2 separate regions of the Homo sapiens genome follow, and region 2 is linked to region 1. A link is a loop called in an ENCODE intact Hi-C map of the cell type or tissue named here. Cell type or tissue: dorsolateral prefrontal cortex. All regions are shown on one strand. Each heading gives the region's core, and the rest is flanking DNA. Links, peaks and the distances in the headings are about the cores only. Region 1 has its middle 330 kb from the start of DAOA. Region 2 has its middle 270 kb from the start of DAOA.

The links. Peaks named below come from ENCODE experiments on the same cell type or tissue, not always from the same donor. Only the 100,000 strongest peaks of a DNase experiment are listed, where the experiment ranks them.
Region 2: a loop joins it to region 1, with 2.3 times the contacts of the local background. A loop is called at or near these places in 3 of 110 quality-filtered maps.

Annotation. Positions count from the first base shown.
Region 1 is chr13:105,137,322-105,142,710 of GRCh38, forward strand. No RefSeq gene overlaps it. Among named protein-coding and RNA genes, the nearest start is that of DAOA, 330 kb to the right of the region's middle. RefSeq lists enhancers at 2,270-2,479, 2,530-2,939. In dorsolateral prefrontal cortex, for the core only: a CTCF peak has its summit at 2,893; DNase peaks (open chromatin) are centred at 2,610 and 2,850; H3K4me3 peaks cover 1,539 bases; H3K27ac peaks cover 2,122 bases.
Region 2 is chr13:105,190,698-105,196,086 of GRCh38, forward strand. No RefSeq gene overlaps it. Among named protein-coding and RNA genes, the nearest start is that of DAOA, 270 kb to the right of the region's middle. In dorsolateral prefrontal cortex, for the core only: no CTCF peak of the experiment used is centred there; a DNase peak (open chromatin) is centred at 2,524.

The DNA.
Region 1 (5,389 bases), core at 54-5,053:
AAGGGAGCATTTATTGCAACACAGAAACCGGTAGCTGTAGAAGAAGACTGACCAGCAGAAGTTGTGCCTTTTAAAAGGAACGCAGCCAAAGCCAAAACGTGCATTGTTAAGAAAGAAGGCAGAGGAATAAATACCCTTGCTGCTCTCTCTCTTCCTACCATCTGATGACTGTTGGTGCTGTCTATTGGCTGACGCCAATCAGGAAACAGAATACAAAAGAGCTGAGTTTACATGACCCATAGAGGTAGCTTTCTGGGCCACAGAACAGGGAGAAAAAGATTAGAAAGGAGAGCCAAAGAGGCAAAACTAGAATATGCAGGACAGAGATCTTAGATTTTGATCAAGCTACTTATCTTCTACTAGTCTCAGTTTCTTTATATGCAAAATAATTTTTATTATCTACTAAATAAGCTACAATATGCAAAGTCTATGTGTCATGGCAAGTATTCACTAATTTATAGTTGCTTATCTTATTATTTTGAGATTAAACACAACAGAAGAATAGAATGGTCCATAAGTAATGTCATTTGGTGCTTAAAATACCTTGAATGAATGTGAAAAATATTTTACATATTATCTGAAAAACATGTATAAGAAAAACTTATTATTTGCATTGAAAGACAACTATATTTAAAGACAGATTATGGAATGGATGTTCAATAAACAGTAGTTTTTCTTTTCATTACTTGGAACTCTACAGAAAGAATATTCAAAAGAATCTCTTGTGGGGTAGAATTTCCCAAAACTAAAATTCTTGTTACACCTATACAATAAATTGTCAAAAGACGATCATCATTACTTGCAACCAATGGAACTTAAAGATTAATTATGTAAAAGGCTACATAATTTCCTAGTCCCAGAGAACTCCCCAAAATTACTTTTATTTATTAACCATAGTAGCTAATATTCATTCCAAAGGGAAACATATTTAAATGGCTACTTGCATATGAATTAATAGTGATTAGTGAATACCAAAGTAATTCTGCAATGACCACCAAAACAGAAGTACAAATGCTAAAGATAAGAAAACAAAGGATGTTAGAATTAACTAAAAGATTTCCTAACACAACTGCAATCATCAGGACATACTGGTCTTGTGTAATCAGCTTTCTTTTTTTCTTTCTTTTATTTTTGCTTTACATATACCATGGCCTATATATTAGCATAGTACCTGCTAATGCCAGCAAACACTTGCTGATGCTCTTTCTCTCTGATATCATCCAGGATGTTTTTTGATGTTTCATATGTTTTAGGCATGGAGTTTCTTAGAGGTAGAGAAAATATCCTTTATGGGCCAGGCGCAGTGGCTCATGCCTGTAATCCCAGCACTTTGGGAAGCCGAGGAGGGCGGATCACGAGGTCAGGAGACAGAGACCATCCTGGCTAACACGGTGAAACCCTGTCTCTACTAAAAATACAAAAACTTAGCCGGGCGTGGTGGCGGGCGCCTGTGGTCCCAGCTACTCGGGAGGCTGAGGCAGGAGAATGGCGTGAACCCGGGAGGCAGAGCTGGCAGTGAGCCGAGATCGCACCACTGCACTCCAGTCTGGGTGACACAGCAAGACTCTGTCTCAAAAAAAAAAAACAGAGAGAGAGGAGAAAATATCTTTTATAAGAAGAGGAAACTTTTACCAAATTATTAACTCTCCTATTTATAAGAGCTTCACAGAATCGATTCCTGGTTTTCAGAAGGCTGTTTTCAGCTCCAGAAAATTAACCCAGTGGGAAGGAAATTTCATCAATTGATTTTAGTTGCCTTAGATAATCCACAGGGGCAAGTAAGACCTGGACTACATCTCCACTGAAATGTGGGAGAATTTACAATTGGCATACAGCTGTTTCCTGCTACTGCCTTACTCTAGAGAGAGGATGACTTATCACTCAACTGAAGCTCCCAAAAGAAGAGCTGTAGGAGGCCTTGTTACCTCACACAGCTGGCTAAACTCATAACCTGCCCTGTCATGATTGCTATTCTGGGGCTTGATCGATAAAGACTCGGGTGTTCTCAATTCTGTTCTTTTCTTTGCAATCGCAACACTCAACAATTTCTTGCTTGATAACTATATGCAGACACTGCCCTCACTTCCCCAAGGAATTGCACTGTGCCTGCACATCCCTGTCACTTTCACAAAGAGGCAGATAATTTCCTCTCACTGGATAGGGTGCTATGTGGAAATGACGTGAAATCCGCTCAACCTGATTTCCAACATGTGCGTTCGTTTTCTCCCTATTCAGGTCATAGTGATTCATGAGAGAGAGAGGCAGAGCGGGAACTGAAGCAGTTTCAGCCTCACCAAAGTACCTTTCCCCTAGTTCCTCTTACTGTGCTCATTATCCTTTCTTTCCTGCTTACCATACATCGTTTACCAACCCTTTGAAAATTTAAACTACCAGGTTCATCTAGCTCTGGCACTGCTAGAACCGAGACTACAGAAGATGTCTGAGTCTTCCAAGCTATTTGGGTCAAACAAAACAAACAAAACCACACACAGCCACCGAGTTGGGTTATTTTAAGGACTTAGAGCTACAGAAGGCAATCTGTCAGCATCCGAGGCTGTTTCAAAACCACCTCCTCCCTCCGTGCTTGAGTCAAGAGCTGCAGTCTTTCTATCGCCCATAGCCATGCTGCAGCACTTCCTCAATCACCCTCTTCTCGCTGCACGCATTGACTTTCGGTTTCTTCACAGAGTCACTGACAGCTTGCAGCTTTGGCTTATCGATAGCCCCGTGGTTCTCTCCATCCATGACCTACCAGATGGCATTTTAGTTTAGTTCCCACCACTCACTGCCTTATTTAATTGGTATTTCTTGCCCCACATTTCCAAAGCAAGCCCGGTCTGGATTCTGTTTGGTTCAGCCATCTCATGGGTCTCCAGCTGCTTCCCTGTCCTGTAGGCGGCCTGCGTGAGGCGCAGTTCCTACTTCCAAGGTATTGTGGGGCAGTGGCTATTTTTGCAGGCTATTGTGAGGCAGCAGAGGTAAAGTATGAGTTGAAACATACAAACAAAATATGGCCCCTCAGCATTGTAGAACTTTTGCAGATAATGAATTTTAGAACCAAATAGAGCAGGACATTTGTTTTCACAGTGAGTCTTATGGCTCTACTTAGAATCTTGTCACTCTGTTTTGCAGTCACCTCTCCAAGTCATTGTCTTTTATTGTACCCTTGAGAAACAATACTGTTTCCATTCCAACCACTTTACTGAGTATTTTTACTCAGTGGTCAGGTCACAAATAATCTGTTAAGTTTTAAATTCAGTTGTCTTGTATTGCTGATTTCTCTGTCTTATTTAATGTATTATTCACTTCTTAAACTATTTCTCTTGTGGGTTTTTTGGCACTATATTATCTTCTTTCTTCTATGATTAATTTTGTATTTCTTTCTTTTAAATCTCCTCAGCAATCACCACTTAACTATGAGCATTTCTCAAATGTTTGCACTTTTGCTCCTCAAATTTTATATTGTTCTAATCTGAAGGCACCCATGAAGTCACTGCACTGCATGGTTACCTAAGTGCAGATTACTCCAACATTTTAAATTTCATATATTGATTTCATTCCAGCAGAACACTTCAGACTATCTGACTCAAATTTTCAAGAGGAGATTTCTTACCAGGGAATTGAAGTACATGCTCAAGCTGCTTACATGCCCATATGTTCTGTTTCCACTTAGGATAAAATATTTTCTAGTCCAGTACTACAAAATCCTTCCTTGTATTTGACCCTTCACACAGATCTCAATACATGTATCTATTGCTATTCAAGTCATGATATCCATTGCAATGCAGAATGGTAAGTAATTTATTCACAGTACCGATTGATATTACAAACTTTTAAGCAGGGTACGGCAAAAGCATTAGATACTTTATGTATTAAAGAAGCTGTTAACTGTTTTAACAGATAACTAACTCCCAATCCCAAAATTGTATAGTGTAAGCTCAAAAGCTTACACTATAGAAGTTTATATCTCTCCTTGGTAAGATCTGCTCAGGACTCCCTGATCAGTAAGTGACTCTCTTCCAATGTCTGGTATTCTCACACAGAGACTACTGTGTATGTATTTAGATGAAAACAAATGTCTGTGTTACTGGGAACTGGAATTTTGACATGAGAGAAATAAATACATAATTAAGAGAGAAAAAATTTTAAGAGAACACCTGTATTATCAATAAAAATCAGATGAATGGCATCTCTTATTAAAAAAAAAATAAAGATACCCTCATCCGGCCCACAGAAAATGACTAGAAACACTGACCCACTCAAAAGGAATGAGCACTACTGGTACCTAGGATCAGGACTCTTAGGGAAAAAAAAAGGCATTATTCTGAAAACTTATAGAAGAAAAGGAAGGAGTCAAACATTCATCTTGCATTCTCTTTTTAACCCCTTCTCCAGGAGTCAGTTTTCATCCATGACTGGTGAGCTCATAAAAATAAACTGATATTGAGTAGGATGCAGTGGCTCATGCTTGTAAATCCAGCATTTTGGAAGGCTGAGGTGGGAAGATCGCCTGAGCTAAGGAATTTACCAACCTGGGCAACATAGTAAAACCTCATCTCTACAAAACGTTAAAGAAGAAGAAGAAGAAGAAAAAAAAAAAAAAAAGCCAGGCACACACCTGTAGTCTTAGCTACTCAGGAGGCTGAGGCAGAAATATTGCTTGAGCCCAGGAGGTTGAGTTTGCAGTGAGCTACATTTGTGCCACTGTACTTCAGCCTGGATGACAGGGTGAGATTGAGAAAGAAAGAAAAGAAAGAAAAGAAGGAAAAGAAAAGAAAGAAAGGAGGAAGGAAGGAGAGAAAGAGAGAGAGAAAGAAAGAAAGGAGGGAGGGAGGGAGGGAAGGAAAGAAGGAAGGAAGGAAGGAAGAGAAACTGATGTTATGTTCTTTAAATATGAGTACACAACATTATTACATGTGAAGAATTTTTTTACCAAAACCAAAATAAACTAGAAGACAAGCCATTTTTCATCAACCAATTTACAAAAAATATAGGGAACAGCTGAAACTGTTAAGTGACATGGCAGGGCTTCAATCAGTAAAATGCAGACTCTGAAAACTCTACAGGACAAACAATCTGATTCTTCAAAATACAAAATTCATGGAAAACAAAAAGACTAGGATGGGGGACCTAAAATATAGTTATGGAACACTAAACAATTACAATATATGGACTTTGCATATTTATTTGAATAAAAGTACTAAGGCTAAGAAATTTCAGCACTATTATTTATGATATGAAAAAAATTATTGCTAATGTTTAGGTATAATGATATTGTGGTTATGTTTCATGTGAGTTTTGTATTTTAGGGACTGGCTTTCCTATGTTTGGAGATGAAATATTACGTTGTCTGGGATTGTTAAAAACAATTCTGAGTCAAAGAGAAATT
Region 2 (5,389 bases), core at 191-5,190, 54 kb after region 1:
TCCCAGACTAAAATAATATATTTAATTGTCAGAAAATTGAAAGCTGTAGAATGTGAGTTGGTGGTATGGTATGGCTCTGTGTCCCCACACAATCTCATTTTGAATTGTAATCACCATGTGTCAAGGGAGAAGCCTGATGGGAGGTGATTGGATTATGGAGGACTTTTCCCCCATGCTGTTCTCATGACAGGGAGTGAGTCTCAGGAGATCTGATAGTTTTATAAGCATCTGGCCTTTCTCTTGCTTGCACTCCATCTCTCCTGCTTTTCTTCTGTTATGATTCTAAGTTTCCCGAGGCCTCTCCAGCACTGCAGAACTGTGAGTCAATCAAAGCTCTCTTTCATAAATTACCCAGTCTCGTGTATTTCTGTATAGCCATGTGAAATTAGATTAATGCAGTTGAGATGTATAATATTTAAGATATGCACTTGGTATTATATAATGGAAAATATCTTATGTTTTAGTGAAAAGGGAATATGGAAGATACTCAGTAACATTTTCCTGAAAATCTTAATGAAGTTTTAGTTTTTGCTTAGGAAATATATCATGCTGATATTTGCATACTTTATATACCTATATATATATATACACATATATATTTCCAGCCATCTACATATTTAACATATAATGATACTTTTTAATTTATCAGATGCTCTCAAATATACAAATGAGTTGCTCAACTGTGTCAGCTTTTGAGTTATTTAAAAAGTACTCACAGTCTTAAGTACCTTCTTATTTATAATTGTATCTTTGCTCTAAGCACTTCTTATGTAGGATAAACTTTTTAGTAGATGTTTCTGCCCTTTGTTTAATAGCTTATATTAATATTTTTAGTTTATGATAGTAGTTAGCTGCTCTTCATTTAACTTTCTTATATTTTAGTTGATAAAGCTGCTATCCCCATAAAAATCACATATTCAAAATTGTAACACAACAGGAAATTTAGGAAATCACTAAGATTAAAAAAAGTTAGAGATAAATTAATTTAACTACAGCAGAAATATATTGGCAAGTCATCACCAACCTGTGTAAATATATCACTGGGCAGGAAGAAGGCAGAACAAATAATTGTTTCCCAAAATATCAATGCAAAGGAGCTGTTGAAAGACGTGCTGCAACTTTGGTACCATAATCAGGGGGAGCATGGAAAGGATCTCCCAAGTCAGACTCACCTCTATTCCTCTTCTCCGTCTTTAACCAAGCATAGATTTGCCATTGAATACAGCCTTTAGTTTGAAGAAATATAAATAACAAACATGAAAAGGATTAACTGCAAGGACTCATGAGAGCCTGGAATATCAATTAAAGAGATAGGAATAGAGACAGGAAAAGTTCTGGATGTACTAATTCTAAAGATTATAGCTTTTCATGTTTTCGTAGATCAATGAAAGCAAAGGAGAGTGGCACTGTATTGCAAATTCTCATAGTCACATGGAATTCTTAATGGTCAAAGGAAAAAGAAATAGTATAAAAATTATTAACCCATCTCTATTAATCATGATACAGTAAAAAACAAACCCACATTCTCATAGACATAATACAATAAAAGTTTATTTCCCATGTACACAGAACTGCTGTGGGTCTCAGACCATATGGCAAAGCAGCTGTTCTCCGCAAGCCAGATACCTCTAATTTTGTTTGACCAAACCAATTTATCACAACTCTGCTTACCATATCATTGCAACAAGGGTACAGAGAGAAACCGGTAAACCCTCCATGGGTTTTCCACTGCCAAAGACAAGATTTCTTTCCTAGTAACAGGGGTAAATATAGATATACATTTGCTTACAAGGAGAAGCAGACATTAGTAAATACTGCTAATGTCTACCAAACAACTTGGTAAGTATCTGCTTGATGTGTGGTAAATTTGGTCCAGAATTTTTAAACAACTTACTTTCTGAATGAGATTTTCTTAACCTTTCAAAAAACACACAAACAAAAAAACCCCAACAATTAATATAAACACTTATTTGGACATCACGGGTACCTCCCACCATGATAAAGTATTTTTAAATTTTATTCAGTACATAAAAGAATGAAAATAAATTTCAAAAATGGCAAAGTAAGACATTTTGAGTGAACCAGCTATAAAAAAAGAGAGCAAAGAGGTTCGGTGAAGAAATGGAAAGATAACCAAAGGAGATGGAATGTGAACGTATAGCGCTTATATAAGAAGACTAAGAAAGAAATAACACTATCAGGAGTATGATAACCATATTAAAAGCACCTTAAGTATAATAAAATGGAATTTAGAAAAAAGGGATAAAATGAGGAATGAAATAAAATAAGTGGAAACAAAGGATTAGAAGAAATAGTGAAATATTTATTATTGAAGAAACTAACAAATAAAATGCAGCTTAGCTGCCAGTGTTTCTGGAAAAAGAAATGAAGTGATGTAGTAGAAAACATATTTAACTGTAAAAAATCCAGGGGCCTCCCTCAGAGTGGCCCCCAATGACAGCCGCAGTTGAGATCTCAACACACTGCCAGCCAGCACTAATCAGCCGTGTCGGGGAGCTGCCTTGGAAATGAAAATGCCGGTCCCTGCCAAGCCACCCCAGTCGATGCCTTGTGGAACAGAGATGAGCCATTCCTGCCAAGCCCTACACAAAGTACAGATTTGGGGACACAAAAAATAATTATTATTTTAAGTCACTAAATGTTGGGGTGGTCTGTTATACCACAGTAGATAACCATATCTTTGGCATTATTTATTAAAACAAATAGGAAACCTTTCAGTAAAATGTGCTTTAAAACTGGATTACTCATACCAGATATCCATTCACTGGCACCTGCTGCTTGAAGACATGAAGAAAGAGACCATCTTCAGTGGGCCAAGGCGGGAGATCATTCTGCAGCTTTATAGGTATGAAGACTAGAGAAATGCGACTTGGATATATGTATTGTTGAAATGACTGATCCGTTTATATAGCTAACCAATTAAATAATTGTATTTCTTTTTAGGAATGCTATTCTGGATAATGACTGGAACATTTCAAACACAGTAGGTCCAAATGAAGATGCCGTGGAAGTAAGAGATAAGCAGTAGAATATATGTTGAGAATATCATCTTGTGAGTGCTTTAAGCAGAGAATATGTTACACTAAAATGTTCTTATTACTATTGCTATACATTTGTCTCTGTAAATTTGATTTATCAATGAAAAGGCCTATTTATCAGACAGTAATACAATGTAAATGTAACAATTAAATTACATAATGGAAGTATTTCCCAGGAGAAATATTTTGGCTTCGTTTACGGAAAAAAAAACCCAACTTATATAAGTTAAAAATATAAGCTAATGGGAAAGCTGCATTTGAAAGAACATTGTGAATTATTTCATAATTGTACATGCATTTGACAGTTACACTAGGCAAAGTAATAATATGGTTCTCTTAAAAGTCAGAACTCTGTCAAAATCTGTTTCTGGGGAAATTATTAGATTTAATAGGTAATTCATCTGCTTATATTTTCACATTGCTTAGTGATTTCTAACATATCTTGCAAGCAATCATACTCAAGGCTTTCTTGGTATTTTAATGAATACAAATTATCGCATTGAATCTCAAAAATTAAATCAAGCAGAATCCCATATTTCACTTGACATACAGACAGAAATATTGAGAAATCTGATGTTTGATCTCCTGTCATTTCTCTTAAGGGTACCCCTTCCAAAACTCTTTGTTGTTGTTTTCAGCTATATGTAAAAACTTTCACAGAAAAAATAGTTTTTGAACTGTTGAAAAACATCCAGTTTGTAGTTGTTAATACTTCTTTCCTGTATGTGGAAAAACAAACAAACAAACAAAATGGGTCTGAATCCAATTCATATGTAAATTGTGAATTACTACATCAGGCAAGTACATTAACTTTTAAATTTTTGATTCAGTACATTGTTGACTCCGACGTATTGCTGCGCCCACAAAATAATGAAACTACAATTTAATTTCTCTTGCCTTGATATTTGGCATGTGTATATTAATTATCCTCATTTTTCAGATTATGTAACAGATTTATTTATAAGTTTATTTGTGGAAAGAAGCCAAATAAATGTTTAAAAAGCATTTTCATCATAATTTCTAATAATTCAGAAGCCATTAAACATAATACCAATGCAATCCAATTTCCTCAGCATTATTCTAATATTTGTGTTTATAACAAATTAGAGTCACACTTGCATAAAATTTTAGAGTTGGAAGGAACCTCGGAGAGCAGTTCATTAAATTCCTAGTTTCACTGAGAAAGAGATTCAGAGAAGTTACAGAGACTTGACCAAAATTACTGAGAGAGTTAATTGTAAAGTTCCCACTTGAACCTATTTTTCCCAATTTCTGTTCCGGTACCATTTCCATTGACACAGAGCATATATCCCAAATTTCATGAATATACCTGAGAACATCTCAACATAAAAGTGGCAAGTAGCAAAATTGTTAAAAGTTGAAATTCCAAAACTATATATAATTTTATGGAAGAAAACGTTAGAAATATTACTTCCCCTTGTCAAAAAATTTGCTAATGTATGATTTTTGTTTTTTGTAAATCCTTTACCAGTGTTTATATGCATCACCTATAATTTTTTCTTTATTATTAATATAAAATATTTAATACATACCAAACCCAATATGTTATGTATTTTTATAAAGAAAAATAACGTATAAAAACTAAATCTGTTACATCACCAAAGAAACTGAATGTAGTAATAATTGGCACTAACTTTTCTACCTCGTCCTCACCCCATCTCCTGCCTCTCACTCATAAGTCACTACTATCTTGGGTCTTGTATTTAGCTTTCTCTTGTCTTGGTAAATTATTTTATCACATACATATGCATTGCTAGGAAACATATTTGTAAGTTTTATTTAGTTTTAAGCTTTACAAAAGTAGCCTTATTCTGCATGCAGTCCTCTGGGAATCACTTTCTCTCAACTTCAGGTTTCTAACCTTTATCTGGGATGATCCATGTAGATTTAGTCCATTCATTTTTACTGTTGCAAACGGTTCTCTTTTTGGTAGTATAAAGCAAATAATTCATCCCTTCTCTGAGGAAATAATGTTTTCTGAAATATCTTGAACATGACTCCTGAAGCACATCTGCAGACATTTCTCCAAGTTATAACTGATTCAGGACAACCGAGCCTCCAAACTGGGGTTTCGCCCAGGGAGGTTCCTGGCTTCACCTGGGAAAGAATTCAAGGTCAAGTGCGTGTTGTTAGACAGCAATCTCTCACTGAGTCGTGATGCTCCTTTCGGAGCAGGTCTAACTCACAGGCAGTGCTCCCAGAATCCCCAAAGGATGGGCTCTTGGCCACTGTACTTATTTCCACTTATACCCTCCTTCAATTACCTGCAAAATTAAGGGTCAGGCTAATACAAATTGAGGCTCAAGTTA